Linked DNA regions of Homo sapiens: all the other regions are linked to region 1. Evidence: chromatin loops called from intact Hi-C (ENCODE). Cell type or tissue: PC-3. All regions are shown on one strand. Region 1 holds the start of LOC124902468 (a long non-coding RNA gene). Region 2 overlaps LOC124902467 (a long non-coding RNA gene). Region 3 overlaps ZMIZ1-AS1 (ZMIZ1 antisense RNA 1). Region 4 has its middle 250 kb from the start of LINC00595. Region 5 overlaps LOC107984245 (a long non-coding RNA gene). Region 6 has its middle 150 kb from the start of LINC00595. Region 7 has its middle 37 kb from the start of LINC00856.

Evidence for each region. A loop is a pair of places that touch in the nucleus more often than their neighbours do. Peaks named below come from ENCODE experiments on the same cell type or tissue, not always from the same donor. Only the 100,000 strongest peaks of a DNase experiment are listed, where the experiment ranks them.
Region 2: a loop joins it to region 1, with 7 times the contacts of the local background. A loop is called at or near these places in 6 of 110 quality-filtered maps.
Region 3: it touches region 1 in a loop (12-fold over the local background); 18 of 110 quality-filtered maps call a loop at or near these places.
Region 4: it touches region 1 in a loop (9-fold over the local background); 6 of 110 quality-filtered maps call a loop at or near these places.
Region 5: it touches region 1 in a loop (11-fold over the local background); 3 of 110 quality-filtered maps call a loop at or near these places.
Region 6: a loop joins it to region 1, with 2.2 times the contacts of the local background. A loop is called at or near these places in 6 of 110 quality-filtered maps.
Region 7: a loop joins it to region 1, with 11 times the contacts of the local background. A loop is called at or near these places in 34 of 110 quality-filtered maps.

The regions. Positions count from the first base shown.
Region 1 is chr10:78,301,449-78,305,448 of GRCh38, reverse strand. It overlaps LOC124902468 (a long non-coding RNA gene), which reads right to left and starts at 3,436. Exons shown (of 2, transcript XR_007062212.1): 1 at 3,328-3,436. RefSeq lists a silencer at 1,784-2,393. In PC-3, CTCF peaks have their summits at 1,660, 1,869 and 3,110; DNase peaks (open chromatin) are centred at 1,998 and 3,110; H3K4me3 peaks cover 1,602 bases; H3K27ac peaks cover 703 bases; H3K27me3 peaks cover 713 bases.
Region 2 is chr10:78,229,834-78,233,833 of GRCh38, reverse strand. It overlaps LOC124902467 (a long non-coding RNA gene), which reads right to left. Exons shown (of 2, transcript XR_007062210.1): 1 at 1,184-4,000; 2 at 100-908. Among named protein-coding and RNA genes, the nearest start is that of LINC00856, 17 kb to the left of the region's middle. In PC-3, a CTCF peak has its summit at 1,670 (motif pointing left); a DNase peak (open chromatin) is centred at 1,663; H3K27me3 peaks cover 2,173 bases.
Region 3 is chr10:78,972,679-78,976,678 of GRCh38, reverse strand. The region is part of intron 5 of ZMIZ1-AS1 (ZMIZ1 antisense RNA 1); the gene reads left to right. Among named protein-coding and RNA genes, the nearest start is that of ZMIZ1-AS1, 93 kb to the left of the region's middle. RefSeq lists enhancers at 1,984-2,033, 3,588-4,000 and silencers at 2,415-2,904, 3,075-3,144, 3,185-3,304. In PC-3, CTCF peaks have their summits at 1,541, 1,746 and 3,199; DNase peaks (open chromatin) are centred at 1,908, 2,478, 2,958, 3,358 and 1 weaker place; H3K4me3 peaks cover 2,246 bases; H3K27ac peaks cover 2,714 bases.
Region 4 is chr10:78,519,420-78,523,419 of GRCh38, reverse strand. No RefSeq gene overlaps it. Among named protein-coding and RNA genes, the nearest start is that of LINC00595, 250 kb to the right of the region's middle. In PC-3, a CTCF peak has its summit at 2,182 (motif pointing right); a DNase peak (open chromatin) is centred at 2,129; H3K27ac peaks cover 1,275 bases.
Region 5 is chr10:78,457,118-78,461,117 of GRCh38, reverse strand. It overlaps LOC107984245 (a long non-coding RNA gene), which reads left to right. Exons shown (of 3, transcript XR_001747513.2): 1 at 1-3,198. Among named protein-coding and RNA genes, the nearest start is that of LINC00595, 190 kb to the right of the region's middle. In PC-3, no CTCF peak of the experiment used is centred here; DNase peaks (open chromatin) are centred at 1,957 and 2,827; H3K4me3 peaks cover 1,816 bases; H3K27ac peaks cover 3,490 bases.
Region 6 is chr10:78,417,409-78,421,408 of GRCh38, reverse strand. No RefSeq gene overlaps it. Among named protein-coding and RNA genes, the nearest start is that of LINC00595, 150 kb to the right of the region's middle. RefSeq lists enhancers at 1-213, 214-715. In PC-3, a CTCF peak has its summit at 1,577; no DNase peak of the experiment used is centred here.
Region 7 is chr10:78,209,271-78,213,270 of GRCh38, reverse strand. No RefSeq gene overlaps it. Among named protein-coding and RNA genes, the nearest start is that of LINC00856, 37 kb to the left of the region's middle. RefSeq lists enhancers at 1-638, 678-1,234. In PC-3, a CTCF peak has its summit at 1,635 (motif pointing left); DNase peaks (open chromatin) are centred at 1,610 and 2,541; H3K27me3 peaks cover 1,104 bases.

The DNA of each region.
Region 1 (4,000 bases):
CCTGGGTGAGAGGAGAGCGCAGACTCCAGAGATATTGGGGAGGTCAAATTGACAGGACTGAATGTGTGGAAGATGCAAAGAGAGGAGCAGGAGTAATTCTCAGCATCCTGTCCTGGGTTGGTGAAAGTACAAACCAACCAAGGTGGGAGCAGCGGAAGGAAGAACCAGCTAAAGTTAAAAAGCACTGGTATTGACTGAGCACCGGATCTGTGTTGGGCACCACACAGATTGCTTTGTGTAAATTTCCTCAATTAATCCTCACTGGGCAATCCTCAAAGCAGGTACTATTATGGTTCTCAGTTTGCAGAGGAGGACACTGAAGGCACAGAGGGCAATTACTTGTCCAGGGTCACACAGGGAGGGAGAAGGAGAGCTGGGATCTGAGCTCAGGCTATACCCACTTTGGACACCCCACCTGAGGTCACCCCACTTCACAGACTGGCTTTGGACATGCTGAGAGTCAAGGACATGCCAGATTTCCAGTGGAGAAGAATAAGTGAGACAGGCGCTCAGGTGAGCCACTGGGCAGGGTGTCAGCCCTCAGAGGTAGCCAGAGCCCTTGAGTGGATGAGATGATGCAGGAGTAAGGGGCACCAGGACTGGTGGGCAGTGGGTGACACTAACATCCACATAGCTCCCCACTGCCTCTTGGGCTGCCACTCGCTAGTTTAGCCAGAGCCTGACATCATGCAGACACCCAGAAGCTTCAGGAACTGGCCTCTCCCTCAGTGAACCAGGCGTCCCCACCAGGCCAGAGGCTGAGAGGAACAATATCAGAGAGGGGAGACAGATGTGCCAGAGCCAGGCAGGAGCCAGCTTCAGGGGCACCTTAAAGTAGAGGAACCCTGCTCCCCCTCCCACACTTCAGCTACAGTGATTGCAACCCCATCTGCACTTTCCAACTAGGTGGTAATATCATTACTCCCAAGCCGCCATCTTCTCAACTATAAGATGGAAGCACTAGCGCTCTGCTCTCGGAGCTGTCAGCAGAACCACACGTGGTTCTGCTGTGGTGAACCACGTCCTTGCGTGAAGAGGGTACTTTGCAGACTGCAGAGGGATTCCTTATGGCTGGCAGCACCCCCCCCCCCAACATCATACAGTGGAGAGGATCTCCTTGCTGTGGACATCAGGGCTAAAGCTAGTTAGCCCAGCTCCAAAGTCAGGGCTAGGGCTGAGGCTCCACGTGGGAAATCCTGGCTAGGGAAGAAGGAACCAGCATGGGGAGGGGGCCTTTGGGTGGAGGTAGGGGAACTTTAATCACAGACTGAGGGATACCCTGCAGCTCAGCCCCAGCGCATTGTGATAAGCTGGGAGTATGCCTTAATTTTCCCGAGCTTCTGATTTTGCAAAAGAAGCCAGAAATCCAGATCTATAGGTGAAATCTCCAGGTTTTTTATGTAGTTTCTCAAACGCAACTAATTTATAAGTAGTGTAAACACTGGGGAAGAGGGGTACCTAGTCCACACTAGATCCTGTCTCAGATCTAAATTAGGCGCTTTGTCCCTCCCTCAACCTTTGGCAAGAACAAGGGCATCACTTGCTGTGCCTGTGAGTGTATATATAGACATGCCCATGGGTGTTCCTATATTTGAGTGTGTAAGCAGTGCATGGCTGCGCGAGTCCACACGTGATGCGTGTACCTATGTGAACACACTCAAAGACATTTTGGAGGTAAGTCTGTGGGCGAGCACGGCCCCCACGTATGCGTCTGTGAACACGCATGAACAAGCACAGGTGTACAATGCATGACAGCACGTGTGACCGTGGGTTCGTGCACCTGCGAGTTAATGCACATGCATATAGGCTCCGGTATGGGCCGGTGTTTGCAGCCGCTAGTGAGGCCGTCCGGGGGCAGGGAGGCATGACTGTTCCCTGCACTGCCCCTGGCGGGGAGCCGCGTCCTCGCGGGCTGGCTGCCAAGGGAGCGCTCTGGAGGACGCGCATGCGCGATGGTGGGGCGGGGCGGGGCGGCCCGGCCGGCTGGAGGTCGGGCGGCCTCTGCCCTTCGGAAACCAGGGCATCGATCCTGCCCGCCCCGCGCCCCCGCGCTGGCCCACAGAGCGGAGGGAAGGGGAGGGGAGAAGAGTGGGGAGGAGGCGGCGCGGCAGCTGCGCCCCGGGCGCTGCGGGAGGGAGGAGCGCGGCGCGCAGCCGCGGCCATTAGTCACCAGATGTCACCTTCTGCTGCCAAGGCGGCGCCTGGCGCAGACAATGGCCGCGCGGGCCGAGGGGCGGGCCGTGCCGGCCCCAAAGCCGCGTCTCTGCTGACACCTACAGCCCCGCTCCACTTTCCGCCGCCCCTCTGGGCCCCTTTGCCCAGGGCCTTTCCCGCCGCCGCGCCTGGCCAGCACCAACTTCCCCACGTCCCTTCCCCCAAGTCCGCGTAACGCCTCATCTCTCAGGGCACAGCGCAGGTGTCACCGCCTGCATTTCCTGGCTGTCCTCCCTGCCCCTCCTCCCATTCTCATAGCCTCTTCTTCCAACTCGGATACCCAAGAGGGGCTCCCCTGCTTCCCCAGACTGGGCTGTATGAGATCCGCAGGGACCTTGCTTTCTTCTTGTGCACCTGGCACTATGCCTGACACTCAAGGCTGGTGCCTGGGGTGGCACTGGTGCCTTCCAATTTGCAGGGGAATCACGCTAGATGTTGAAGTTCATTGCCACCCACACATAGCTGCACTTGACCCCATGCTGAGATAAAAGCCCTTCACCCTAGAAATCCAACAAGGATCACTGAGCTTTTCCCTGGGTACAGATATCCCCCCAAAATATAAGTGGGAAAATGAGTGCCCTAAGTGTGGCAGATTTTTACAGCTCATTTTTAAAATGTCCCCCACCACAGTGCTTTGAGTCCACAGCCACAGCTCGCATGCAGCATTGGGACCACCAAATGTGGAGGATGAAGATGTGCAGGACCAGGAGTTCCTCCTTGGACCTCAGGACCCTAAGCTAGGAGTCGTCAACTTTTTCTCTAAAAGGCCAGGAAGTAAATATGTTAGGCTTTGCCCAGCCATGTATATTTCTGCCACATAATCTTTGAGTTTTGTTTTTACAACCCTTTAAAAATGTAGAAATCATTCTCAGCTCAGGGACCATGCAAAGGCAGGCAGAGGGCAGTATTTGGCCCTAGTTTGCCTCACCTGTCCAAGACCCGCAGAACACCAGTAGCCAGAGAAGCAAGATCACACGGAAGCACACTAGGGTCAACATCAGTGTCAGAGAAACCTGAGCTGGAATCCTAGGTCACCCTGGGCAGCCGGTGATGCTTGGTAAATCGTGCCACCGCGCAAGCTTAGGGGTAAATGGGAACATCATTAGAACCTACCTTGCAGGTTTGCAGGAAGAATTTCGAGCACAGTGCCTGGGTGGGTGCTCACTGTTTTTGTCCCTCTGTCACTCAGCGTGTATGTGTCTGTGCACACACACACGCCTCTGGCAAGAAGAGGCTGACCCATGATCTCTGGAGATGCTGCCACAAGATAAGGAAGTCTTCCAAGCCAGACAGATTGAAACTGAAATCTTGGCTCTGCCCTTGCCTGGCTGTGTGACCTCCAGCAAAATACTGAACCTTCCTGAGCCTCAGTTTCCCCATTTAAAACCAATAGAATATCAGTACCAACTTAGTCGCAGCATGCCCATCGTGACTTATCGAAGTTACCTGTGAAGGCACTGAACACAGTGCTTGACACGTAAGAAGATGGGCAGAAGGGGTGGCTCACTGTGGCTGTTGTGGTGTTAGCCTCCGTGGTGGGAAGGCAGGCTCCTCCAGGAGAGGGACTGCTCGTTCTGGCACTCCCGAAGGGCTCCAATGTCAAGAATGCAGGGCTCAGCCTGTGATCCAGAGCGTAGTGTCCTTCTCAATGTGGCCTTGAGGCCTTCTTTCTCAATGCTGGTAGCCTGTCGTTGCTCTCTCTGCCTCCCCAGCCCTCAGTCCTCTCAGAAGAGCACTGCCCAGGTCGTGGAGACACAGGCACTCCCGAAATCCCCAAGAAACCCAG
Region 2 (4,000 bases), 72 kb after region 1:
TCCTAGGAAAATAAAAGTTATACAAGGAAGGAAAAATACAGTAGGCCACATGGAACTCTTCACCTCTTTAAACTATAAACATGCATACCTTTGACAAAATTTTAGAAAACAGTAAGTTTATTAACACATACACATTAGAGTTCTCCTGCCCCAACCCATGCTGCTTCCCCCAAAGTGCCCAGAGGGGATAAGCTGAACCCAAATATCTTCCTCTGTCCATCTCCAAGCAGGCAACTTCCCTTCAGGAATGGAAGCTATTTGTCCCCAGTGGGAGGGAAAAAAGAGAAAAATAAATCTGAGAAGAGACCTGTAAAATTAAAAGAGAGAAACCTGGTAATTAGTGCTTCAGACAGATAATAAATTCTGAATCTCACAAATAAGGCTTTACGAGTTGAGAGTATAATTGATACCCCAGCCTGGAGAGCCTATCAGATCACCTTAATCCCACTTTTTGTCTTGTGCATTTTAAATTATTCAGTTCCTTTGAAACCTAGAAATACTGCCTTTGTAGAATCAGACAGCTCACTCTACGGGGTGCCAATTTAGGATCTCCACAGTGGGTTCTGCCAGAGATGCTTGCCTTGGTCTGGAGATATGTATCCAGTCAAGCCACAGTGACAGGTGCCGGAGCTCAGGGCTGCTCTGTTCTGTTGGCATTCTGAGGACCCCTCCAACCTGGTGACTCCACCAGGAGACAGCCATCTGTAGGGTACCAGGAAGCATGAGACTGGTACCAGGATGCGGCAGTTGAAAGGCCCAGAATGCTGCAGGCTGCTCAGATCACACCCCCAAGGACCATGTCCAGCCCCAGCCACCATGTTCAGCAGGGAGCAGGTGCTAGTCACTGCAGGCTGGGTGCAGGACTTGGTACCCTCCATTCATGATGCCATTTGATCCTTACAACAGCCCTGTGAAATAAGTGATACTATCAGACCATTTCACAGATGAGGAAACTGAAGCTTAAAGAAGCAAAAACAAAAAAACAAAACAAAACAAAACAAAAAAAAAACAGCCTAAGACGCCACAGCTAACTAGCAGTAAAGCTGGGATTTTAATGCAAGTCTTCCTGACTTCAAAGTCCACTTTATTCTGTTGCGTTTGAGGACTTCCACTGAGCCAGATTCAGGGCTGGGCTGTGGAGATTTAAAGACTAAGATGAGATCTCTGTCCTTAAGGAGCATACCTTGTGTGGTAGTCAGGTACATAGACTGTTCCAACACACTGTAGTGAATTTCTTGATGGAAGGTCTGTGAGCAGAGACCCAGAGGAGAATGATCTGGGGATGAAAGGAATGTGTAAGCAGCTACTTTATGCTCCCTTATTGGGGCTAAGAAAGAACAGACTTCAGGGCACAGGAAGCTGTCCTCAAATCCCTGAAAGGCATGGTCATCTGAACAACCTCCAGGAATCCCACCAGACCCAGTGGAAGGCCAGTGGGCTCTCTGGGAAGAATGCTGGTAGCCTGAGCCAGAAAGGGCCTCTGCAAGAGCGCAAGGTCGCTGGCATAGCCAGATGTACATTGTCAGAAATGCAGCTCAGGGGATTCTTGCACTGGGAGAAGAGGACAAGAGCATTTGTTCTCTGTTCTGCTTGAGCCTCCCCTTCCCGGAACATCTATTACTGCTCTCAGCCAGCTCTAAAATTAGGAGGATAACAGCCCGTGCCCCACCTGGTGGCTGGAAAGACTAAATAAGGAAACCAGGGCTCAGAGAGATTTCACAATTTGCCCAAGGTCACACAGCATGTGAGCAGGGGACAGGGTCTCCTTCACTGCATGGTCTTCCTTTTAAACCAGTCACGTCATTGTTTTTTCCAGATGATCCCATTGTGGTATGATTCAGCTGTGCTCTAGGTACAGGGGTGGGAAGGTGGTGCTCAAGGCAAGGGAGAAAGAAGATTGGAGTCTGAGCTCTCTGCCTGGCAACTGATCCAGAATCATATCTCATCTATACATGCCGGCCCAGGCTTAAGCCAGCCCTGAGCTCAGAGAATTCTGCAGGCTGGTACTGCAGGAAGAAGGCTGGACTTGAATACAGAAGACATGATTTACACCTCACCTTTTCCACCTACTAACTCCGTGATCTTTCACATGGGTCTCAGTTGTGCACCTGCAGAATGGGCGTAATAATTCCCACTCTAAGAAACTGCCAGGGTTAGCTTACACTTCCAATGAACAATATGTGTGACAGCCCTCTATTGGCTAATGTACTTGATGAACATGAGAAGAGGAGGAGGGAACCATGGTGAATTGAAATCCTGCTATGCGTCATGTCACAGGCAGACCTGACATGAAAATTCACATGCAAGCATTATGAAATTGCTCCTGGGAGAACCCAGAAAGGGAGTGGGGAAAACAAGACAGGGAAGGGAAGAAGCCACGCAATGATACAATTACAGGTGAAGTCCCCACCAAGGCCTGATCCTGCAGGGAGCTCTACAGTGTAAATTCCATCTCTGAGTTTGCCCGCCTTGAAGGAAAAGAGCTGGGCTTTCATACTCCGGCCTCCTGATCATTGTCTGCAGGCCTTTCTGGGACACTTCTGGTTCTCAGTACCTTTGAGCAAAGCAACTGCAATAGCCTGCAGGTGTCTCAAGAAGGTTGCAACTGCAAGCTGTTAGGAGAGAAGCATGCAAGCGCTGGGGCAGGGATGCATGGAGCTCATAAAGGACATCCAAGAGGATCTGAGGGCATCACGGCAGAGAACTGGCAGCTTTCACTCTGCAGATCCTCAGAACACATGTTGTCATTTAATTAATATTCAACTCAATGAAGGGGTATTATTAGTCCCACTTGACTGATAGGAAACTAGGGCTCAGAAAAGTGGCTCATTCAAGGTCCCATGGTGCATCAGAGATCAATTCCATCTGCCTCCAAATTCATGCTCCCACCAGTGGTTTTACTGTACTGTCCCTCTGCTTCACTCTCCAGATCCCTTGGCACTGGTCACCTGGACCCTGCTCCCCTCAAGGGCTCCAGTCACTCTGCTTATTGCAACACTCCCATATAGGGACCACAGATCCATGGACTCTGACAGCAATGAAAATTTTCAATGCTGGTGCTTTCAGATTTTTAAAAGTAATGTCAAAGACACAGTGTGGATGCTGTGATGGTCAAGGTCCTCACTGACATGGAAGATGTGGAGACAGTGGTGTTGGTGGCAGAGAGGGTGGTGATCATAGTGGTAGTGAGGGTGGCAGTGATAGTTCTGAGGGTGTTGAGAGAGACAGTGATTAGATTAGTGTGGAGGTACCAGTGAAAGTACTGGGATGTGGAGGTAGTGGGAGGAGGGTGATGGTGGTGAAGATGGTGTTAGTTTGGCTGAGTGGAGTTAGTCATGGTAGTGGAGACTGTGGTGGTAGTGGTGGTAGAGGTGATGATAGTGGTGGTGGTGGAAGTAGCAGTGGAGGTGATGATGGTGATGGTGATAACAGCTGTGGGCAAGATATTATTAGCACAGTGGAGGTGATAGAAGTGATCATGGTAATAGATATGATGGCAGTGGGGGTGGAATTGGTGATAGTGATGGTCAGAGTGATGGTGGAGGTGATTAGAGTGGTGACGGTGGAGGTGATGATGGTGATGTGTTAATATTGGTTGTGGATGTATCAGCGTGATAGAAGTAGTGGAGGTGATGATGAGGGAGGTGAGAAGGGTGGTGGTAATGGAAATGATAATGATGGTGATGGTGGAGGTGATGACGATACTGACGTAATAATAATGATAATAATTGCAATGTGAGTATGGTGAAGGTGGTATTATGAGGGTGGAAACACTGTTTTGATAGTGTTAATGTTACTAGTGGTGATGACAATGACTGACCAGGAAGATGGCAGCTGTCAATCCTGCCTCCCCAGGTACCTGAGAAATACAGAGCCCTCTGCGGGACCAGGGCTGGAATGAGAACACAGCCCGCCATGATAAAGCCAAATCTGCCATGTACCACCTTCACCAGAGCGCCGGAAGTCTGCAGAGGGGGAAGAAGATAGCAGGGTGAGCTAG
Region 3 (4,000 bases), 670 kb before region 1:
GGATGGGTCACCCACATGGATGCTGAAGGCCATCAGCTGCTGGCAGACCTTGGACAGGGAAGGAGAGGCAGCGACCTGAGGCTGGGTAGTTCAGGAGCAAAAGATGCTGGCTAGGAAGGTGGGATCCAAGAGGTTGGGAGAGAGGGGAAAGTAGTAGAATCAGGAGGCATGAACCCTAAATGAGAAAAAAAAATCCCATTCTAGGGCAGGGTGCAGTGGCTCATGTCTGTAAACTCAGCACTTTGGGAGGCTGAGGTGGGCAGATCACTTGAGCCTAGGAGTTCGAGACCAGCCTGGGCAACATGGCAAGACCCTGTCTCTCAAAAAAAAAAAAAAAAAGAAAGGGTCTGATGGCCTCACAGTCTGGAAACACCCCTAGGGATGTGAAAGGGATGTGGGGATCTTGGGAACCACACAAGGGAGTGAGATGTAGGAACAGAAACAGCCGCCCCAGAGAGGATAGAGGAGATGGGTCACCAGCGGCAAAGCCTCCATCACAAGGCTGAGGACAGAGGGGGTGCTCTTAAAGGAAGTGGGGTCCCAGAAGGGCCAGTGGGGAGGTCTGGGAAGGAAGGTCGGTGAGGCAAAGCGCAGTGACAAGGGATATGACTAAAGGAGGGTGCACTGTGAGCTGTCAGCAAGGAAGCAGGGGTGGGTGGCATGGGGCAGGGTTTCCAAGAGGCAGGGGTCTGTAGGATGAGTGGGAGTTTCTCTGGTGAATACAGGAGGCAACGGGCAGGGAAGAGTGGTCAACAAGCGGGAATTCATTCGTTCCGCAGACACTCACTGGGGCTTCCTATGCTTGGGATGCATCAGTGAACAAAGTGGCAATCCTCACTCTTGTGGGTCTTACACTCTAGCTGGAGGAGGTGGGGGACAGAAAACATCACAAATACGGTCAGAGGTGAATTGTAGAGTGTGTTAGAGGGCCATGAGGCTGTGGCCAAAAGAACAAGCTGAACGGAGCCAAATGGAGTTGTGCAGGTGGAGGGGGCAGGGGCTGGGGGAGCCACTTTGAAGTCGCCGCATAGTGGTCAGGGCAGGCCCGCGTAAGGCTGGCACTCTGGGCCCATGTAGAGTTCCACCCAGTTTGACAGGAACGGCAGTGGGGCTGAGGATCTTGGGAGAGGTGCCTGTATGGTTACTCTGCTGGGTGGTACATGGGAAAATCTCAAGACAAGAATCTTCAGGTTGAGTGAGAAGGGATGGGAAAAGGAGGCAGAGAAAGCAGAAGAAAACCAATATCCACGGGCACCTGCCGAGGGCCAGGCATTGCCCTGGGGACGGCCTCTTGAATTGGTCTCTCCTAACCCTCAAGACAACCCTGTGAGTTAGGAAGGAATTGTTCTTATGGGTCCAGTTTATTTGAAAACAATAGCACCATCAACATGAGCTAATGCTTAGTGCTGTCCTGAACAGTTTGCCTGGATTTTCCTAATGCACCCTCCTGAGCTCCCATTGAGGCTGGTGTCACTGTCTCCACTTTCCAATAACAAGTCTGAGGAAGCTGGGAAGTGTCAGTGCAGTGGCCAAGCTCGTGGACCCCGCAGCCAGCCTGCTGGGTTGGCTTCCCTGCTCACCAGCTGTGTGGCTTTCGGCAATTCCTTAACCTTTCTGGGCTCAGCTTCCTAACCTGGAAAAGAGGAGAGTAAAAGCACCTGCTTTGCAGGGTCGTGGTGAGGATTAAATGAGGGAATATATGGAAAGCACGCAGAACAGGCCCCTGCACCTAGTGGGCGCTGTGCAAGGGTGCGCTGCTGCTATAGTACTATTCCTGCCCCAGCTCACTTAGGAGAAGGCTTTGACCTGGAGCCTGGTGGGACCGACCCTCGCCTCTTCCCGGCTGACACTTTGCTCTCTGTGGTTCTGGACTTGCAGAGCCAGGCTGGGGAGGAAGGAGCTGTGTGACTCCCACCGGGCCTGCTCCTTTGCGGCAGGCATGTGACATATTGTGGCGTGATGTGTTTTCCCCTCATGGTGCAAGACGTGACTCAGAGGGGCATGCTGGGGAAATGAGTTTCTTGGATTTGCCCACCTCATCGCCCCTGCATTCTTTTGAATTTCTCTGAATCAGACTTTATATCTGGCTCTGCCATTCACCAGCCTTATTTATGCAGAAAACAGCCCCACATTTCCAACTTGCTCCACAGCAGTAAAGATTCATCTTTGGCCCGGGGAGGGTAGCAAAAGAGAGGAGGGAAGGGGAAAAAAAGGAAAAAGAAAGAAAAAGGAAGGAAGAAAGAAAGAGCCAGCAACAATCAAAACAACCTTTTTCTCCCTGTGTAATCTGGGCGGCTTCCAGGAGGATAATGTCTTTCCACCGTGGATCGCCCCCTCCCTCCCAGGCTGTTTTCACAGGAAGTAAACCCTGGAGCATTTTCAATGTGCCCCTCCAGGCAGAACAATGAGGCCCTTGAAGCCTCGGAACCCGCGCTTCCTCCAGTTATCCGGAGCCGCGCCGCTGAGGGGAGCCATCTCTGGGGAGGGGGCAGGGGGGAGGGGCGAGTCTGCAGGGCGTTGCGGAGCCGCACGAGGGAAGCCCATTAGTCAAATAATAGGTTTGGATCCGACTGTTTTGCCAAGGTACCCGGCATTTACCCGCTCCCCGATTGGGGGCGGGGAGCTGGGAGGAGGCAGCGAGGATCCAATTACGGCTGCTACTGCCCGGTCGCCGGGAGGTGGCGGCGGGCGGGCCGGGCCGGGCTGGGCCGGGCGGGGCCGGGAGGAGCGGGGATCGGGGATCGGGGATCGGGGATCGGGAGCGCAAGCCTCGGGCCGGCCGGCCTGGAAACACCGCGCCCCGGCCCCAGCCCCGGCCCTGCGCCCCGCGCGGGCTCCTCCCTCCCCACCGGCTCAGCTGCCTCATTGTTTATTGTGGAGCCTGCCTCTCCCCTGCCCGCCCGCCCTCCCGCTCCTTTCTCCCCTCCTCCCGAAAGAAAGAAGAGCCAGTGTGTGGAGAGAATGAGTCATGAATAAACAAACAGCGTGGGGGGAGCTGTCACTCTCAGCTCACTTCCTGGCCGCGCTCCGCTCCGCGACCTCCTGGCGGGGCGCAGAAGCCAGGCTGGCCGAGGTGGGCGGCGGCTGCTGGGGCTGCTGGGGCGCGCGGCCCAGCTCAGTCGGGCCCCTCCGCGGGGCGGGACTGGGCTGGGCTAGGGTGCTCAGGACCCCAGTTCCCAGGCCTGTCTTTGACCACAGCCCTCACAAGCCTCAGGGCCCTTAGAGTAAGCGAGCGTGACATGATGTCCCCAGACTTGTATGGCCGTGTGAGCCGAGGGCTGTGGGCCGGACCCTTGGGTTGGACAGAAGCCATCTGTCACAGACAGGCAGTGCATGCGGGACCTGCGGCGGGCTTGCGGCGCCTGTGTGGGCTCATCCTCTGGGAATGCCAGTGTGTGTCTGCTGAGTTGTGTAGGCGTGGCTTTTTCCGCGTGACACAGGGACACTGCGAGGATGTGTATATATGGCATGTGTGTCTTCTGCATATGGTGTTTGTCTGGAGTGGGGGTTACACGTGTGCTAGTGACCCGTGTGTGTGTGTCTGTTTGTGTTGTGTGGCCAATTTTCCTGACTCTGAATTTGCGTCTGCCACTTTAAGTTTTGAGATTCTTACTTTGTACTTGGCTTTTCTCTATTTAGTCCTTTTTCTTCTCTCTTGTGTGATCCTGTGGGTCATTTGGGGCCACCTCTCCCCTTTAGTGAGGCCCCAGGGCCCCAGCAGACCTCCAGGGCCCGGCCTGGCTGGCCTCAGCGTCCAGCCAGCTGTGGCCACACGCAGGCTGACAGTGCTGACTCATGCCTGGCCAGAGCTGAGTGTGACCAGCGCGCCCAGGCTGGGTGAGCCCCCACCGTGGGGAGGGCAAGGGCCCAGGCCAGCCCAGACCTTCTGGGGACTTGTGACCGCATGACATTAGAGGCAGGGGCAGGAGTAAGTCATTTCTTCTGGCTTCCCTGGCAACCACACAGCCTCACAGGGGTCCACCCCAGGGCCAGTGCTGAC
Region 4 (4,000 bases), 220 kb before region 1:
TGGTAACCATGAAAAGTAACATCAGGCCGGGTGTGATGGCTCATGCCTGTAATGCCAGCACTTTGGGAGGCTGATGTGGGCAGATCACCTGAGGTCAGGAGTTCGAGACCAGCCTGGCCAACATGGTGAAACCCTGTCTCTACTAAAAATACAAAAATTAGACAGGCGTGGTGGCGGGTGCCTGTAATCCCAGCTACTTGGGAGGCTGAGGCAGAAGAATCATTTGAGCCCGGGAGGCGGAGTTTGCAGTGAGCTGAGACCATGCCACTGTACTCCAGCCTGGGCAACAAGAGTGAGACTCCAAAAAAAAGAAAGAAAGAAAGAAAGAAAGAAAGAAAGAAAGAAAGAAAGGAAGGAAGGAAGGAAGGAAGGAAGGAAGGAAAGGCAGGAAGGAAGGAAGGAAAGAAAGAAAGAAAGAGAAAGAAAGAAAGAAAGAAAAGAAAGGAAGGAAAGAAAGAAAGAGAAGAAAGAAGGAAAGAAAGAAAGAAAGAAAGAAAGAAAGAAAGAAAGAAAGAAAGAAAGAAAGAAAGAAAGAAAGAAAAGTAACGTCAGATGTCTTGCAGAAGTTCAGCAGAAGCACAATTACAAAGGGCAGGAGGGAAGAGCATGCCCCCAGGGGAAATGCCCTGTACTCTGCCTGGCACTATGGCACTGGCTTTTCTAGATCTGCACCCTCCCAGGACTCCCACTTCCTCTCTCCTCAACTCCTACCTCCTGCCCTTCCCCACAGGGCTTTGCTTACCTCCCTTTGACCTAATATTGGACATGTGTTATCTGCCTCTGGCTGCAAGGTGAGCAGAAGGGGGTCCAGAGTCAGGGACTGGATGACTCACTCTACCATTTACTCCTACTTGGACATGTCCTTAACCTTTCTGATCCTAAAATCCCTCACCTACAAAATGGACAGAATATGCCCTGTTCTTCCCTCCTTCAAGGGTTATTTGTAAAACTCAAAGGAGACAGTGGATGGCAACATGCCTTGTAAATCCAAGGATGGTGCAAAGGGAAGGTTAATTGGTCAGTGTCACCACCACTACTACTAAAATATTTTCTCCTTGCTATTTGGTGTAGGGGAAAGGGCAAAGTCTTCTAGAGTGTTCACTAAGTGTGTAAAGGATGAGGGATCAACACCAATGGCTCAGCAGCCCAAAGCTTCTCTGTAGACTTTATAAACAAAAGGGATTTGACACCGGAAATGACTGGACCAAAACCCTAGAATCCTTGAGTGTAGGCCCCTTGAGAGCCAGCCTGACTGGCAGCCCTTGCAGATGAGAAACTTTCAGTCCCAAAGTGGAGGAGGATGTGTTGAGGTCACACCACAAGTCAATGAAAGATGGGATCCTAGTGCTTTACAGCCCCCCAAACTCTTCTCCTGTCATCAGCCTTCAACAACACTCATTTGAGGGGCCCCAAGGAGATTCCAGGAGATGAGATTAGAAGCTACAAAAATATTGATCTTCAGGCCGGGCGTGGTGGCTCACACCTGTAATCCCAGCACTTTGGGAGGCCGAGGTGGGAGGATCACGAGGTCAGGAGATTGAGACCATCCTGGCTAACATGGTGAAACCCTGTCTCTACTAAAAATACAAAAAAATTAGCCAGGCATGGTGGCGGGCACCTGTACTCCCAGCTACTTGGGAGGCTGAGGCAGGAGAATGGCATGAACCCGGGAGGTGGAGCTTGCAGTGAGCCGAGATTGCGCCACTGCACTCCAGCTGGGATGACAGAGTGAGACTCCGTTAAAAAAAAAAATTGATCTTCAAAAACATATATGAATATAAAATCCAAGGGAACAAAGCCACCCTTAAAGGCTCCACCTGTAGTTCATTAACATTCACTCAATTGGTTTGTCATAGTAGGTTGGCATTTTGGGGGGCAATGGGGAGGGGAAGTCTGTTCCACAGCTTCATTTCCAGGAAAGCTTCCCCAATTTTGAATCTGCCTGGGAAACCTTGAGTCCGCAGTCCTGTTTCTAGGTGAGGAACTTTGGAGTCATCTGTAATTCTCCTCTCTTCATTCCACAAGGCAGGAATCCTTGACTGCTGGTCCCTGGTGACCCTATAGATTTGTTACCTGTGCCTGACTCACCGCAGCACTCAATGAATCACACTGCTGCATGAATGCATTTGTTGACTGAGTCCCCAAAGGGTGAACTGACTTTCCCAAGCACTAGGTGGCAGGGGCTGAGGAGAAAACTGCTTCCTCCCTCCTTCCTCTTATATGCAATTCATAGAATCACAGGATGTTCAAGACAAACAGACCTGTGTAGATCACATTCTTCCCCAACATCAAAGCCCTCTGATTTCCTCGGGTACCTTTCTTGGCAGCCACACTGAGCATTTTCAGTCACTCATCATTCAACAAATATTTGAGGAGTGCTTATTTTATACAAAGAGGAAAGTTAAGTAATGCAACATCTCTGACCTCCAAATCCCTTTCCACCTCTAACATCCTCCAGGCCTGGATGAAAATCCCAATGGGGTTGGTAACCTGCCCACAGCTGCAGCCAGGCACAACATGGGAATCCCAGCAGCCTCTGGTTGGTCCGTTGCACGTCAAGCTCTGGCTTTTCTGGGGAAGATATTTTCATCAGGAAACTACATTTGGCCTAAAATGCTGAACCTTACATAGGGTTGAGGGTAAGTATTAGCAGCTCTGCCCACAGAGCTGCATTACAATTTGCAGAGTTTCTGAGAGGAGGCTGGGATCTGAGTGCCAGGGTAGTGATAAGCCCTTCGTCTTGAGGACACAGCATCCCCCAGGGCTTGGGAGCATCAAGATAGGTCTGTGTAATTCCTCACAGTGACACAACTCAAACCTCAAAGCTACTGGTTTCCTATAGCCTGGTTGGGGAACCAAGGTTTAGCTATCAGCATCCATTAAACAGAAAAAAACTCCAGAAAGCCTTCTTATGCTAAACAGGAGGAAACCCAGGCCCAATGAGGTTAAACAGCATGGCCTGGCCACAGCTCAAGCAGTGAAACAGACAAGACCTCTGCACCATTGGTTCATTGTTGGACACACGGACACCCCCCTTTTCAGGGGTAACATGGAGCTGTATAGTTTCACTTCAAGCTATGTGTGAGTAGCCTCTATTATTGGTATGTGGTTGAGAAATTGTTTTTCAGTGAGGAAAGGATTAAGTCCATTTTGGGACATCCTATGATAGAATATATATAGCCAGTAAAAATAACATCTTTAGAAAATATTTCAAGGCATGTGACAATATTCATGATCGAATGTTAAATGGAAGTAGCAGGAGGCCAAATTATATATGCACAAGGAACCCTGATATTGTGGCTATATACCACATTTCCTCCATTGTAACAGCATTGATATCAAGAGGCATCACTGGCTTAATAATAGTTCAGAAAAAAGGAAAACATTAAATCTACTATAAGAAGGATCCTGATTTCAAAAACATTAAAAAACAAAGAATGTACAACCAAGAAGAAAGGAAATGTAGCATAAATACATCACACAAATGTATGTATGTGTGTGCATGTGTGAGTTCATAAGATTCACGAGAAATACATAAAACATGGAATGATGGTTATCTCTGGGGGAGAGATTTTTATTTTATTTATTCTTTTCAGTATTTTTCAATTTTGTTTCTGATGTGTGTGTATATACTAATTTTTTGAATCAGAAAAAAATAAACTTTGTCTGTAGAACAGTCAAAGCAAATATAGGGAAAATACACATGATTTTTTGACTTACCCAGGGCAATTTCCACTTTCCAGTCTCTATACTTTTTCAGCGTTTCATTTCGTTATGTTTCTATCCTCTGGTTTTTAAGCACAGTTTAGCATTCCCTCTTCCATGAACCGTAATAAGGTTCCCATAATGCCTTTCCCCACTCTGCTGCATTTTAGCAGTACCAACATCTCTTAGGAAAATCAGGTACAATGTCATAACGCAGGTGCCACCAGCATGTTTAAGATCCCACTCTGCACTGCAAGCAGAGTTCTTTGTCAAATGTCCACCTGGGAAAAATTAC
Region 5 (4,000 bases), 160 kb before region 1:
AATGGCTTGGCTCACAGATCAGGAACCCCTCAAGAGCAAAGACCTACCTCCCCCACTGCAGCCCAGCAACCTGTAGGGTTTTCCTGCAGTCGAACAAGTGTAGCTGGAATTGCATTCACCCACCTGTTCCTGAGTTCTCCTGGGACACAATGTTGGATTGGTGGGCACTAGTATATTCTTTTCACAAGTGCTGGAATATCACTATTTCAAACAGCTTAATGATCATTGTACATGTGCCCTGAGCAAGGCTGCATGAATAACTAAAATGTCAAATGTCTTTGTTTTAGCTGCGATTCTATCAACTCTGCAGGTCTCATAAGCATGAGCCACATGCCAATTAGAATCTCTGATGGTCAAGTATAAATGTCTTTGTTTCATAAAAATGAAAGAATGAGTTCATTATCACTTAACTCCCTCTAGAAGAAATAATCTTTTAAAAACTTAAGATCCATAAGGAGGAAAGATGGGTTGTTAAAGCAGGTCCTCCCTAAAGATTGCTTCCTTGCCTGTGAATAGAATGAATCCAATGGCATCATTTCCTAGAACCAAGTTGAATTTCCCACTGGAACCAGAATTCCAGAAAGCCCTGGACATCACTCTACATGTCAAGGCTGCAGACACACACACATCAATTCTGAAAGAGGGAGGATTCCAAGAGTGATGGTGCCTGCAGGGCCTTCTGAGATAAGATGAGGAGTCTTTCTGGTTTCCAAGGGGAGGAACCCAAGCTACAGTCTCACTGGCACCAAAGATTAGAGAGGTTAGTGATTGAGGACCCAGGGAGGCAGCTGCTCTCTGAAGACTCTTCCCTAGTGGAGCTATACCTCAGCTCAAAAAGGCAACCACAAATCTTGTGTCCAGCACAGCTCCAATTCAAGCAAATTTCATTCTCTTTCACCAAGGAAAGTCTATACACATACACATGTATATACACACATGTATGTATATATGTTTATATATGTGTGCATGCATACATACATACATATGCATGTGTATAAAATGGGATTTGAATTATAGACTTAGACCTGTCTTTTCATCAAAATAAATAAACAAACATGAATTTACCCATCAGAAAACTTCAGTTGTCAGGACCTGTGTCTGATATTTAGCTGGGGAAATTTCCCCTGTCACTGGGGTGGTGGATGTTGTCTCAGAGCTGAACACTGGGCTGGTGGGGTCATCGGAGGATGATGAGGATGAATCAAGGCTGTTCTCCCACTTTCTCCAGGGCTGTGCCTGGGACCATATGTGTATGTGTGGCTGAGAGGAGGCATGGGTCCCAAGACATGGGTCATCAGAGACTGAAGCTCTCCAGGGCAGCCTGAGAGATCTGGCAGGGCTCTGGGGGCGCCTCAGTTTTGTGAATCACCGCCATGTGGTGCCTTTGGAGTCAGCCAGCTCTGCCTCCTAACCCCATCCCCTCACTCACCAGATGTGTACCTGGGTCTCAATTTCCCCCATCTGTCATTGAGGACAGTCATACCGACCTCAGGGAGGGATCAGGTGAGATAAATGTGATGATGACCAAAATGCAAGACAATTACTGATCATGAGCAGATGAAGTCTAGAAAGGGGGAAATTGGTCCACAGAACACAGTGGGTCAATGAGGGACTTAGAACGAAAACTCGAGTCTTGGGTTCCCAGGCCAGACCTCCTTTCACTGCACCAGGGATTTCAAAGTGGGATCCACAGATGTACTGTCAGGGGCCCTTGAGTGATATGAGAGTCTTTTTTTATTCTGATATTTTCATTTTAAAAATTGAAAAATATCAGTGAGACCCTATTGGGGTTGTGTGTGGATGATCATATTATCACCAACTAATGCTTCAGGAATGCAGAGTTCACATTTGCATTTGGGTTTACTATCATGTTTTTGCAAAATGAAGGCCAAATGACTTCATGGACTGCTGTACAAACAAAGGTTTAGCAATTGTTCAAACAGAGATAAGTGGAGGGAGGATTGAGTCATCAAACAGAACAGGGGACACAGACATGCCACAAATAAGCTGCTCTGCATTGAAGCTGGTAGAATTGTAGTCACTGTTTTGCAAGCAGGTGCCTGAGTGAATGCCACCTTGGTTTGCAACAACTTGCAAGACAACACTAGCAGCTGGAAATGGTAAATGGTATATAGTCTTACTAAATGGTACATATTTCTATATATTTTAAATTATTATATTTTGAAGTGCTCTATTAAGTTGATCGCTTCATCAAAATTCTAGGTCTGTGTTTAGAAGTGTGTTCATTGTAATACATGAAAAATATAATAATATTGATAATAACTCTAATGATGGTCTAGCATGTCCAAACATCAAAATGATCTAGTTGATAACAAGCGGAACTTAAATGGGAATGTATCCTTCTATTATTAAACCCAACGTTGGTTGTTTTACTTTCAGCAAAACATCATCTGTCACATTAAATTAATGCCATTAATTTGAATTTTAATGGTTTTGTAGCTTTATTTGCATTTAATTTGTAATTGTGTTTTGGTTTTACAGCTGTGTAAGAGCTAAAAGCATAAGAGATTTATACTTACTTTTATGTTTGTATATATTTAAGTAACAATATGATCAAAATAATTCTTATCAACACTGGGGGTCTGCAATGATAGCTTTCCCTTTAGAAGGCATGTTTTAGTCAACTTTAGGAATCACTGAGACTGCGCCACAGCACACTGCTCAATGCACAAGAGGGATTGCATTTGAACAGTACTAGGTGGGATTGGATCCAGCCCAGTATGTTGTGGGAAGGGCATGTGGGGAAAAAATTCCCCTGGGAATTTAGGTCCAGGCTTTTCAAAGTGCTGGGTTACTTAGTCACCATCTCAGATGACTCAGGGACCCCAATCAGCTACCAATATCTTTTGGCTCTCTTTCTGCTGTTCCTTTACCAAACAATTTCGTGTAATTCGGTGATAAGCCACTGAGAGTTCAGACAGAGATTCTTAACCTGAATCCTATAACAAACTTCGCTGGAGGAGAAACCCACAGCCTTCACCAGAGTGTCACCCGCATGCTTCCAGCATCCTCAGAGGATGGGGCCAGCCCCAAAATGCTGTGGGGGCAAGGGCTGGTGTGTCCCTGGACCTGACTCTGCAGCAGGCACTTTTTTCCTTGCCTTCCACTCCCACGTAAAAGCCGGCAGAGGAAAGAGACTGGAAAAGGCTGGGTCACTTCCCTGAGATGCACAGCTGGGTAAGTAACTGAGCAGGAACTTGAACTTGGGTCCACAGGACTCCAGAGCCTGGGCTCTCTCTGGCCTAGTAGCTGTACGTGAAGGGAGAGGAAAACAGAGCCCATGCCCCTTGTGCTCAGGGAGTTTCCAATCTCTTACATCTAGGACTTGTTCTCCTAAGGGACTGGATAGGAGTGGGACTCCTTCCACTGAAACCCCAAAGCCCAGGACAATGGGTGTCAAATGCCCCTACCATCCAAGGGGTATAGCTACCAGGTTCCTTCCTCCTGGATTTGTTAAGAGGCTTCTACACTGCCTGCTCCTCACCTCCTCAGTCCACATCCACCCTGCTTAAGCAGAAGAAAGAGAATTGATGTGAATGTGGAGGAAACTTTACGTAAAATACTGTGACTCGGCTGCTCCGTGCACTCCTGTAAGCTACTAGCAGGGGCTCCAGAGAACCTCTTGCAGAGATTGGGGTGCCTGTACAGAGAGAAGACTCATGCTTCCTTCCCCAGTTGGAGGCCCATTGCACTGCAGAAACTCCAAGCCCACCATGAGGCACAGAAATTTCCAGAAGAGTTTATCACATGTCCCCTGGGTTGTGGGGGAAGGGGGTGGGGACTTAGAGTAGGAACTGAACCTGTCCCACCTTAGAACTCAGGACAGGAGGCTGGCCGGAGTGGGGTGAGGCCAAGGGCAGCTGCAGCAGCCTGCAGGCCCGCCTTTGCCCTGGAAAGAGAATGTGAGCTTCTCCAGGGCTGAAAAGAGGCCATAGAAGGCGAGCAGTTTCTGGCACTGTGATGGGGACCCACCCCGGGG
Region 6 (4,000 bases), 120 kb before region 1:
TTAGGCTGATAGGAACCAGAGGATTAAAGTAACTTTCTCCCCCCAGTTGCAGGGATTTCAAATGAGCGAGATGGGGAGGAGATAAACCTGAGAAAGATTTTAATATTCTAAGCCGCAGCTCCTGGGACAGCACAGGCTGACAAACAATGGCTGGTTCCTGCCGAGACAGCCGGGGGAGGGATGTGACCTCACTGCCTGCCCCTCCTCCAGGATGGGGAAGGTGAGTCCGCCCTGCTCCCCGCCAAACCTGGGGCACTGGCACCACCACCACCGTCCTTGACGCCTCCCTCTCCTTGACCCCTCACTGATCCATCCCTCCTCTCACTTCCCACATCCTCTTTTGGGACAGTTCCAACACACCAGTCTCGCCCCAGTTATTGCAAGGACCTCCTGACTGACCTGGGAGAGCCAGGAAGGCAGTAGCTCCCCTGCATCTTCCTTGCTTCAGCCTCTGGTGCCTTTAGTTAGATGCCGGTTTCCTCACCTCCATCGGGCCACCAGGTAACCTTTGCAACCACACACTTGATCTCGTCCCTTCTCTCTTTAAACCCATCCCATGATCCCTACCCCATCCAGAGAATAAAGACAAACCCTTGGCAAGGCACTGAAGTCTCTTCCTCACCTGTCTCCATGCTGCCTCTCTGGCCCCTCTTGTCTCAGGCTCTGGTCGCACAGGACCCCTTGTCTGCCCTAAATATGCTGCAGGCTTCACCCTCTGGCTGGTGCACATGCTGTCCTCTGGCCTAGAACACCCTACCACACTCCTTTATTTGGCAACATTCAAGCGGCCTTCACAGTCTTCCATACTCCTTCTTGGCAAAGTCTTGGCTAGAGCCCCTGCAGGAAGGAGTCCATCATTCCTTCTTCAGGGCACCCAGAGGACCCTGTTTAGACATGTGTCTTATTAGCCCTCCTCCAAGCTCTGCCCCTCCATGTTGCTGACCACACAGTGACCTTCCACTGGAATATAAGCTCTACAAGGGAAGGGACTAGACTGTGTTCACCCTGACATTGGTGAGACCCGGTGCTTGGCTAGAAACTCAGCATTAAAGTTTATGTCAACACCAATCACCTGGACATGTTATTTGGGACCCCAGGGGCAGGCAGCCTGGGGACTCCTACTGCCTCTCCCTGTATCTGCTTTTTCTGGAAATATTACCAACCTGGACAGGTTTTCTTGTGTGAGTCTGTAGACAGAGAGAGAGAAAGAGACAGAGAGAAGAGTGTGTGTGTGTGTGTGTGTGCGTGCGTGCACACACGTGTTCCCACGCGTGCCTGTAGTGGGTGTACACCCATAAGCACAGCAAATCCCAATGAGCTGGGTGAAGGGGAGTTCTCATGTCCTGGGTGAGGTGTTGACACAAGGCAGGGAAGAGTGGTTGCGTCACCCAGGACTAGAGGAACAGATCAGCCTCCAAATTTCCCACAGTCTTTGTACAAAATTTAATATTGCCTTGTCGAGTCCCTCATACTCCAAGCCCTCAAAGCCTCAAGAGCTGCTTGGAAGATGGCAGAAGAGCAGCATCCGACAGTCATTCCTCCAGTGTCCACTGGGGAACTGGGAAGTGACAGTCGTTGTTCTAAGCACTGGGTCCTTAATCTTCCTGTGCCTCAGTTTCCCCACCTGTGAAATAAGGGAGACTCTTTCATGGTGACAGCGTGTGCAGCTCTGACAGTGTGACCCTTATGAATGTCCCTTCAGGGTGTCACTGCCACATTTCCCCACGCAAGCCAGCAGGGCATGGCTTGACCTTGGAATAGGCTCTGTGACTGGTAATAGGGAATTCAGCCTTGAGGGGGCCCACCCAGGACTCGTCTGAACAGCTTCCCATCCCTGTATCAGATGATATGATACCCACAGAGGCCGTGGGAAGGGGCTGGAAGGGAGTTTTATCCTCACTTAACACTTGCGGAAACTGAAATCTAGAGGGGTAAAAACACCGAGCAGTTCATCCCCGGAGAGATCCTCACTAGGCCCCCAGCCACTTCCAACCTGCCCTCTTTTGCTTTTGTTTTTCTGCATAAAAAGCTCGTCGCCTTTGAGAGTTGTGGGAGATGACAGAAAGCAGCTAAGAACTGCTAGCTCGCTTTCCTGTTCTCTCCTAGAAAAGATAGAATTTCTTTGCTCAGAGAAAGAGCTGTGTAAATGTGAGTTTTCTTGCTATGTGGATTAGCCTGTTGTGTATGTGTGTTAGCATGTCCACCTGAGAGGGAGTGTGTGTGTGTGTGTGTGTGTGTGTGTGTGTGTGAAGGCAATTTGATGTAGGCTGTGTCTATAAAGCAAGTAGTCCTGTGGATATGTGGGTGAGAGGACACAGCAGGTGTATGTGGGTGTGTCACATGTAAGCATCATCGTGACTGTCTGTTCATACACGTGAGTGAGGATGTGTATAGATAGGTGTGTGGGCTTTTAAGAGTGTATCAATGGCCAGGCGTGGTGGCTCACGCCTGTAATCCCAGCACTTGGGGAGGCCGAGGCGGGCAGATCACCTGAGGTCAGGAGTTTGAGACCAGCCTGACCAACATGGAGAAACCCCATCTTTACTAAAAATACAAAATTAGCAAGGCATGGTGGCACATGCCTGTAATCCCAGCTACTCGGGAGGCTGAGGCAGGAGAATCGCTTGAACCCAAGAGGCAGAGGTTGAGGTGAGCCGAGATCGTGCCATTGCAATCCAGCCTGGGCAACAAGAGTGAAACTCTGTCAAAAAAAAAAAAGAGAGTGTATCCATGCAGATATATGTGTGTTCATTGTGTGCGTTGCCTATGTACATTGTGTTTGCAACTGGAGAGAGAAAGAAGCCACAAAATACACATCTTTCCTAGGATGAAAACCACAGCCTGATCCCAACCTCAAGAGTTGATGTTTTGTCCCCAGACCTCTGCCATATAAAGTCATCCTCATTTAGGCTACCTTATAACCCCGAACTTCAGACAAGTAACTTGCAGATCATGTTGCATGCTGTTCTCCGTGTCCTAAATGGGTTCATTGGCTTCATGGCACCAAGGAAACTGCTGTGAGTTCCTTTGAGTTCTAGTAGAGTTAGATTTGCTTGGAGTCAGGCCGACTTCAAGGCAGCTTCTTAATCTGTAACTGGAAGGACGATGTCTATATGGCAGGGCTGTGGTGAGGGTGCAGGGAGACGGCAGATGCGTGAGGCCCAAAGCCAGCACCCTGTGCATCGTAGGTGCTCAGCCTCCGTCCCCAGTGCTTCATCCCACATGACAGCCGAGGGGACTTGGCTTCAGCTGCCAAATGCTATTCACACTTGCTCCTCTGGTGCTGGACCAAACAGGCTTTGGCAGGGTCAGTGGGGGCCCACCTCCCCCACCCACAGCCCCCGTCATACATGCCCCATTAGTTGCACAGTGCCCCAAAGTACAACAGAAACGTTTCCTACGCCGTTTCCTCTGCTAAATGCCTCCATGACAGCTTCTTGGCAGGAGGAAAGCACCAAGGTTAACATATGTTAAGAACATGTGTTGCAGGTATCCCACCTCAGCATAGAGGCAAGAGGGGGCCTTACCTCATTGTGGCCTTTCCTGTTCCTGCAGCCCGTGCCGCTGACTTCCCAGGTGTCCCCTTGGCTTCTCCCGGGAAGCCACTGAGGAATCTCAGCCCAGACATATCTAGATGGTCATCTCTCTGTTCAGAACGCCTCACATGGCCTCCCTGCCCAGTGACCACTGGACTCAGCTAACACATCCTGCCGACAAGGACTTGCCACCACTGGGGATGTCAGTAGCCCTTAGGCACTCTCCATGGGCCAGGCTCTGAGTAGGCCCTGGGAATAGATTGTGAAAAAGACACAGCCACACCCCTGAAGGCCTGACAAGTTTCAACTCATATCATGGTGAGGGCAGGGATCACCTGTCCCCTCATAGTTTGAGCTCTGGTTTGCCAGCCTGTCCCAGTCCAAGGAAAGGCAATGATTGGATCATGTGGCAGGCCATGGTCTGTGGGTTTGTGGCTCTACAAAGTGCCTCTCTCTATTGTACT
Region 7 (4,000 bases), 92 kb after region 1:
AAAAAGAATCACTACCCTGAGCCCACACTGCTGGGAGAGGCCCAAGCCACGTGGAGAGGCCCTGGAGGATGAGATGCTGCAAGAAGAGAGGCAAAGACCCCAAGAAGCCAGCCTTAGCCACCACATGAGAGACCCAGGTGAGTCCCAGACAACCCAGAGAGCAGAGCAAAAGAAGAAGACATTGCTCGAAGCCCCTCTCTTCTGGTATGGTTGTTACACAGCAGTAGAGAACCAGTCAGATGCGGCCCTCTTTCCACTTTCAGCTCTAAGGCAGAAGGTCGCCACAAAGAGATGAGGAAGAGGAAAGAAGAGGGGTGGAGGGGTGGAGTCAGGACTGCAAGGAGCTGAGGCAGGGAGCTGCCCTCTGCCTCTGCCTCTGCCTCTGGGCCCCAGCCTCGGAATCAGCCCAGCTTACAGCCCTCAGACAGTGGCCAGCCCATGACTTACGATGGGGCGCAGGTCAGGCTACCGGCCCCTCTGGGCTGCCATCTCCTCTCCAGTTACGTGGGGAGCTGTGGGCTGCCCTCCCCTCTCCTGTTATGTGGGGAGCTGTGGGCTGCCCTCCCCTCTCCTGTTATGTGGGGAGCTGTGGCCTGCCCTCCCCTCTCCTGTTATGTTGGGAGCTGGATGGAGTCGACGACCCCTGAGGGCCACTGCAGCTCTTGCATGCTGGATCTCCACTGCTGGGGGGCGGGGCAGGGGGGCGGTCATTCTGGCTGTGGTTCTATCCAGCAGAGCCAGGAAACACTAGGGCTGGTCAGACCCCAGAGCCCTCAGGACATCCCCACCCCTGGGTCTTCATACCCCTAGAGAGGCCAACACCACAGGCCTGAGGGCCAGCAAGTCCAGCCCAGCCAGACAGTGGAGCTGGAGAGCAGAAGGCCACACCTGCTGACTCTCACCCAGACACACTGTGGCCCTGAGCCTACTGGGCCCATGCCAGGACAGGCCCTTTACACAGAAGAGCCTATTTAATCCTCACAGTCATCCGGAGTGCCAGATAATGCTATTATCTCATTTCTCAGATGAAGAGTCTGAGGCTCAGAGACTTCAGCAAAATCACACCACTGCAGTGTGAAGCCAGAATTGAAACCTGGAGGCCTAATTCCATGACTCTCCCTCCCCTCCACTGTGCTTCCGCTGGTGGGTACATCCGCAGACACAAACACACCACCCTGCTCCCCACACAGCCCGACCTGCCCTGCTCGCTCACACACATACTTTCATGTGTGATGGTGCATACGTGTAGACACATCCCATGCTGGTACACACCAGTTCATACGGAAACCCACATTCACACAGGTTGTGTGTGTCGCACACAGACACTCCCATCCCTACACATGTAGACCCAGGCACCCAGGGCCCTGACATTTGCTCACACATACACCCCTACACTCCAGCCCCACAGGCTCAGGTGCAGACATCTGTGTGCATACATCCTCATCACACACGTACACACACAAACACTGCACCTTGTTTAATGATGCCCAGGAAATGAGAGTCATTATTTTTATTTTTTTAAAAAAAAGAGCCTCTCAAATGCCAATAGATTCCAGCATGTTTTTTCAGTGCTAAAAGGTTTTACAAGCAAAAGTCACCCAACAGTGCCACCTGCTGAAGGCTGGCTATTCTCTCCCGTCCTGCCTGTTCCATCCTTAGTAGGGTGAAACCTGTCCTCAGTTTCCCCCAAAGCGCTCAGGACTTGGGAGCTGGGTGGGGGAAGCTGGGGGAGAAAGTGGGTGCAGGTGGACAGAGGAGAGGTTATACCGAGGCAGGGGAACACATGGAGAAGGACTTCCAGAGCAGGCAAGGAGAGGAAGATGAAAGAGAGAGGCCTGCAGGGAGACAGAGAGGCCAGGCAGGGAGCTGAGAGAAAACCATGGGACTCAGAGAATAAGAGAGAGAGCACAGATAGAAAAGACTGGGAGGGAAAGTCTGGCATGCAGATGGGAGAGAGGGGAGGGAGGATGAAAGAGACCCGAGGAAGGACTAGAGGGGCAGCCAGAAATGGCGGAGAGCCCTCCCCAACGTCGGCCCCCTGGACCCACAAGGGGCACGAGCCTGGCAGCTGGCCCTCCCTCCCTCCAGGGGTGCCTCTACTGCAGGGGCCTGAGGCTGCAGTGTTTTCCTGGAGGTGGGGATGCCCCAATGCCCCCCTCAGCCCTCCAAAATGTTTGTCAAGCAGCCCCTGTCCCTAAGGGGCTCAGCTCCCCGCCACACACCCTGCCAGCAGGTCAGGATGAGGCAACTGTCAACAGGAAAGGGCTCTTACCTGAAGTATCTGGCTTCTTAGGTGCGAGTGACATCCAGAGAGAGGATTTGTTCAAGGCCACACAGAAAATTAGGAAGAGTCAGCCCTAGAAACTTCAGGGGCCCACGCACGGGCCTCCACCCCTGTGTCAACTGAGATGACAACCCTCTTCTTTCTTGATAGAATCATGGAGGAAAGAGAGATTTGAATCTGCATTCAGTGGTTCCAGACCACAGGAGAGTAGGGGATTAACCACAAGGCCCCAGGGGGAGACCGAGGCCACATTCTTGAGTCACCATGTCAGTACCCACCCCTCTGGAGTCAGGTGGATCAGAGCAGGACAATCATCAGTCCAAGAGAAAACCACTGACCTTCAACTCATGAGACATTGGCGCTGAAAGCTCCCACTGATCCCTTCCCGTGGGGACACTGAGCCTAGGGGAGTGGGGCATGCTGGGGTGAAGCAGAGGGCCTGAGCAGAGGGCATGAGAACCCCCCACCCTCCCAAGCCAGCTGCCCACACAAACCTCTTGACACTGATGGAGCCAACTCCTCAAAATCCTGAGGTCTGGGCTCCCTAGAAGGTGGCAACTTTGGGGGCTTCATCCTTCCCTTCTGAGGCCTAAATTCTGGTCCTCTTCTCTCTCCCAAGGGGACACTTCCTCCAACAGAAAGGACCCTGGCAGGGAAAGTCTTGGGGTAATTTTTCTTTTTTATGAAACCCCCTGATATCTCCCGTAGCTCAGCTGGAGTCACAAGGAGGCACCTCTCTCACCTTTGTAGAAACACACAGGGCTGCAGAAAGCTGGCTGACTACACAATGCAGAGCAGGTGCCGGCTTGCATCTCATTTACATATGTTTGCATATGCTTTCTTACTTCTCAAAATACCAGGAAACTATCCTCCATTCTCCATCCTATAGCTTCTTGGCATTTACAGTCTCTCCTGACTTACACGGGGTATCTCAATGCTGTGGACTTCCATTTGCTTAGCTAGAGAAGGACTTGGATTATAAATCCAACAGACTCTAAACTCCTTAAAAGCGGCATCCTGGTGCCAACCTGCCCCCTTCCCTCCTCCCAGGCCAGACCATTCACCCCCTCACTAAACATACCCTGTTCTTCTGTGCCAAAAAGAATTGGCTGATGCTGTTCCCCCTGCCTGAAAGACCCTTTCCTCTCCTTCTCTACCTGAAAAGCTCGTATTCAGACATCAAGACTCAGTTCAAATGGAACTTCTGCAAAACTACGGCATGTGAGTTTCTCTATTTTCTCCAGCACCTCCAAGCAGAACAATCACTTCTCAGTGGGCCCCAGCACTTTGGCTCATTAACAGCCAACAACTAAAGGGAAAATTTATTATACCACAAAATGATATTGAATAATACAGCACATGTATTTCCTCTTAGACTGTGAATTTGTTGAGGGCAGGAACCATGGGAGACGCAGCCATCACTGCATAGCCTATAGCTCCCAGCTCTGGGAAAATGACTGCGTAATCATTGTTTGATGAATGGATGAATGAATGATTCTCTCCATGGTCTTTATGCTCACAGATTCTGTGATTCTTCCTCCTTCATGGCTAGCTCAGACTAGGTTAAAGAGCAGTGATATTCTACTCAATATTTTACAACTTGAAATAACACAGACAGAGGGTCCATGTGGACCCTGTCTGCTTTCGAGCACCAGCGCTTCACAAACAAAACCCCAATCAGGTTCTGCAACCCCAGGTGGGGCCTTGGGCCCAGAG